2 separate regions of the Homo sapiens genome follow, and region 1 is linked to region 2. Evidence: chromatin loops called from intact Hi-C (ENCODE). Cell type or tissue: Calu3. All regions are shown on one strand.

The links. A loop is a pair of places that touch in the nucleus more often than their neighbours do. Peaks named below come from ENCODE experiments on the same cell type or tissue, not always from the same donor. Only the 100,000 strongest peaks of a DNase experiment are listed, where the experiment ranks them.
Region 1: a loop joins it to region 2, with 4 times the contacts of the local background. A loop is called at or near these places in 4 of 110 quality-filtered maps.

Annotation. Positions count from the first base shown.
Region 1 is chr4:14,992,920-14,995,419 of GRCh38, reverse strand. It overlaps CPEB2-DT (CPEB2 divergent transcript), which reads left to right. Exons shown (of 8, transcript NR_038857.1): 4 at 70-166. Among named protein-coding and RNA genes, the nearest start is that of CPEB2-DT, 7.9 kb to the left of the region's middle. In Calu3, no CTCF peak of the experiment used is centred here; a DNase peak (open chromatin) is centred at 949.
Region 2 is chr4:13,990,260-13,992,759 of GRCh38, reverse strand. No RefSeq gene overlaps it. Among named protein-coding and RNA genes, the nearest start is that of LINC01085, 120 kb to the left of the region's middle. In Calu3, no CTCF peak of the experiment used is centred here; a DNase peak (open chromatin) is centred at 1,289.

The DNA of each region.
Region 1 (2,500 bases), 1.0 Mb before region 2:
GGAAATGATAGCTAAAAGAATACAATAGTAATACAAGGGTCTGTTTATAAATGGTTAATTTGTTTTCAGGAGCTGTCCAAACACCATGCAGATGCTCCTAGGATTCTTAAACTAGCCAAAAATAATTCCAGGCATTGTCAGATATAGGATAAGTACATGAAGACAGGTAAGTCATCCCAAGACTATAACGCTGGGGAATAGATAACCCTGGAGTACAAGGGGGAAAACTTCTGTCTCAGGAGACTAGAGTTGGGACTCCAGGAACACAGGGGTTCATTACAGGAGCTTGAACAAAGAGAGGAGTCAAGACCCCATCTCATAGAAATGGAACCAGTTCAGGAGGCACTGCAGTTAAGGTCAACTGGATGCCTTACTTCCATGCTGCTGGTTTCTTTCTGTGGCAGAGCCCATGCCCATAAATGTAATTAACCCCACAGAATGGGAAAGCTTTGAGTCTTTAGATGGGAGCTAATTAGCTCTGGTTTGGAGTTGGAAAAGGAGAAAGTAGAAATTAAGATTCATTCTGACCTTGACCAACTTCAAGGTGCTTTATTGATGTGGCACTCAAGAGTAGTACCATCCTCAATTACTTCTAGTTCTCCTACTTTTCTAAACCTTCCTTCATAATTTCCTCCTTCACTTTCTCCTTACATATTCTTTACGTGTGAGAGTTCCTTAGGCTTATGTTTCTGGTCCTTTTCTATATTTCTACCTACTTTTTCTAGATGAATTTATTATCATGTTTTCAAACATCATCTAAATGCTAATGTCTTCCAAATCCATCTCTTTAGCCTCATGGTCAAAATCATATTTCCAACTGCCTGTTTAACAGTTTGACCTGGGTGTCCTTCAGCCACATCAATTCAATGTGTCTATACCTGCATTCAACATCTTCCCCAAAATCTGCTTCTCCTATTTTGCTTCTTGTCTTGGCTGACGTCATCATCACACAACCAGTTTCTCAAGCTGAAACATGAGTCATCCTCTTCCTTCATCTCTCTCACCCTCCAAAAACAATTGTCAACCATGCTCTGTCAATTATACTGCAGAAACGTTACTCAAATGTAATTCCTTCATGTATCTCCGCATTCCCTTGCCTTTCACATTCCTGGAACACAAGTGCCCAATAAGTATTTGTTGATTAGTAATTGCCCAATGAATGCTGTAAGAAGAAAAGATGAAGAAAAGGAGAAAACAAGGTAAGGAAAGGAAGGAGGGAGATGGAAGGAAGGAAAGAGGTAGATGTTTCCAAAGCATGCTTTACAAAGACATGAGCCATTTTGTGGATAACTGTAGCATTGTTACCTTATGTTTACTGGAGAAAAAATAAAATGAATAATCATAATAACAATGACAAAAAAGTTATTTTCCTTCCCAATATTTTTTCCTTGACAATACCAAACTAAAAGTTTCACTCTGGTTATTACGATCTCTATTCTGGTTATTATGCCATACAAAGATGAACTCATTGACAAAGAAAAATATCAAGAATCTTCCCCTGATGACAAAGTGTAGCCCCGAAACATAATAGAAGGTCTGTGTTACCCTTTGTGGCATCCAGGGGATTTATCATCCCACTCCAATACCCCCACCTAGGAGAGAACCTGTCAGCCTCTCCAGTAATTTCTGCCACGATGCTCACTGGGCCCTTACGTAGACTGACTGACTTCTCTATTGCTACTTATCTTGTATCTTTAAGGCCATGTGAACTCGATTGAATTACAAGTCTTTGTAGGCAGTTGCTATGCCTTATATGTTCTTTAATTTTCCTAGTTCTTATTGATTGATTTATGTATTCAGAAACTCTCTGTTGAGTGCCTGCTCTGTACCAGACACTGTGCAAGGCACTATGGGTATAACTGTGAAAAGAACAGAAAATATATCCATTATTCTGTACATCCTCACAGAGGCTGTAAATAAATACTGTTGACATTAGTTATGATAATTCCCAACCCTAATTATCTGGGCAGAGTCATAAACAGTGAGACTGTAGGCTGAAACTGACCTACTAAATTGGAATCCTACTTGCTGCAATATGACCTTGCCGGGCTGGTCATCGGTGGAGCCTTGTGATCTATACAGAATATTGAGGTAAGGCAAATCTAGCAAGAAGGCAGAAAAAATTACACACTGAAGCTCATCTCAATCCTGGCTTGAAATGGGACTTCTATTATTTCCTTTTCTTGTCACAATATACTTTGTGAGTAGATAAAGCGAATAATATTTTTGTTTTGTTGTTGGAAAACCAAAGCCCAGAGGTAAAGTCGTTTGCTTGAGATGGTTTGCATAGACTGAGATTAATGCCCCCATCTCCTCATTTCTCAGTCTCTTGCTTCATTAGTTGGCCCTCAGGCTAGTGCTAGAAGCAAAGACAAAGAGTGGGCCACTGCTCAGCAAGTACCTGAGTAAAACAGGGTCACAGGGACACACGCTTAAAAACGGTGCTTGGGTATATATATCCTGAGGACTTGAAACCAGTATGTCGAAGCGACGTCTGCAC
Region 2 (2,500 bases):
AAATGGGCAGGAACCAGGGTTACTTGAAGACAGACTACATAGCAGTGCTGTGGCTGCTTTGCACACAGTGTTGGTGAAACACTGTGTCAGTCAGAGTGCTCAGCTACGAAGAACAGAACCTGATTCTGGGGGATTTAAGTAGGAAACAAATTTATGAAAAGGTTTTTGAGATCGTAGTATCACCAGGAAGCTGGACAACCAGAGTTTGAAAACGGACAGGAACAAAAGATGGCAGACCTCATCATTGCCATGAGAAGTCTGGTAAGAGCCCTGCTGCCCAGGAATCCACAGGAGCTTAGCAAGGTAGATTTAGAGATCAGCGAAGGTAGAATATTGAGTTTAGACCTGTTTCCAGCTTCATCTCCTTTGGCTCAGGTTGGAACAAAAAAATGACAGCTACCACTGATATAAGCCCTTCTGTTCTCTAAAACACAGAGTACAATAGTCTAGTGGTGGAGTCAGAAGTTCTGAGTTCTAGGAATGTCTTGATCACTAATTAGTTGGCTTTGGAATCACTTAACCTCCTTCCAAGCTCTACGTTTGCCAGTGGGAGGTAGTCATCCCCAACCTGTTCCTGCCCAGGGCTGCTGTGAGAAGCAAGTAGAAAAGGATATAAGTGGTCTCAAAACTCTTATATCCCTGTGAAATGCTAAGAAGCCTTTTCATGACAATTAATTTTTAATTATTACTGGAAGGTGACATAGTACATGTAGAAAGCAGTGATATACGTCCAAAGATATATAACTCTAGAGTCAAACACTGGCTCCACCTCTTATCACCTTTGTGGCCTTTGAAAAGCCTTGTTGACTGTCTTGGCCACAGTTTTTGCATTTTTTAGATGGGAATAATGTTGTCTATCCCAAAAATTGGTGTAAAAATCAGAGGAGATATCATATGCAATGCAGAATTCCTGGAACTGAAAGAAATGGTAGCTAGGAATAATCACAATAAGCACTAGTAATAATAAGAGTCATGGATCACACCTCCTCTTCCCCCTACTAACCTTCTCATCATCTATAACAATTAATCATATATGATTTGATAATCCCTCTTAAATTATTATTTGGAAGTGATAATTAAAATTTTATTTACATTTTGTCACTGTTGTTGTTCGGCCATCTCTAGAGGTCTATTTAATTGAACTCGTTTTAACCCCAGCCAAGAAAGCAAAAAGTCCTTTAAAAATCCCTGCCTTTCTATGTGTCATTTTCAGCAAGGAAGGGGTTACTGAGGATTCTGAGCACTTGCTGAAGCACAAGGCATCTGACCTCGTCAGGAGCCCTCGGGTTTTGCCAGCACTCTGCTTTTTTTCTGCACGCAGCCTTCAGTGGAAAAATACTGCCCAGACTCTGTGAATTATTAATCTCATCATGACATCAAATACCTACTAGATAAAAAGAACAAGTGGCCCTACAATAAGGATCTTAGGGAAAACCAGAAGCTGAAGATAGTTGGCCACAATCAGAATTTTTCTGCTACCCTCTGGGGTGGGAGACAATCTCATTCATTCTCAGCACTCCATACACAGAACTCTCAAGAGGCATCAGTTTAAAATGCTTCTGTTTGGAGGGGCTCAGGGAGCTGATAGAGAAGAAAAGCCTTTAAATTACTCTCAGCTTTCAGCTGATGATGCCACACTAACTTTAAATGAGTTTGTGTTTTGAGTTCATGAGAACTGGAGTACAAGAAGGAGTTCAAGGTCTTTCAGTTTTCTGTTTTCCCTTCATGGACCAGGCAAGGAATCTGGCTAGATCAAAATCTACTGGAGGGTAGGAAATTATTGACACATGGAAAATTCCAGGAGTAAAAGATCCATAGGAAATACATCTGTCATATTTCACATTACTTGGCAAGGCTTTGAACCAAATTTTTAGTAAGGCTAACCTCTGAGAGAATAGATTTAAGTCAGAGAGAGAAAATGACAGATAGGAAGATCATTGCTCAAGAGATTCGAGCTCTGGAGCTTTGAGCTTTCATTCAGAAAGCACTTACTGAACACAGTTGTGCTGCAGTATACACACATACCAACCAGTGAAAAACCATCTACCATTTCTGCAATACCCAGTATCTGTCAGGCACTCTGCCAGGTGGTTTATTCATCATATCTAATTTACCCTCACTACAACCAAAGGATATATAGTTTTATGCCCCTTTTGCTTTTTTTTTTTTTTTTGATGTTGATGGACACTGATAAAGTATGCATTTATTAAGGCCACAAGAGTTGAAATTCAAACCCAGATTTGTCTGGATTTCAATCCCCTAAGAAACATGTAATTGGCAGCAGAGCACAATGAGCAAACAGCTAATGCCAATGCAACACACATGTGGAAAGACAAAATCTGTAATAGCCGGAGAGTATCTGTAGCCAAAACATGCAGAAAAGTAACAGGGTGAAAACTGGCTTGTCCAGGACAGAAGGGTTTCTCAGGGTGCAAAAATGTTAATGCTAATACCAGGGCATTCCAGGACAAACTGGGACAGTTAGTCACCCCACAGGTAA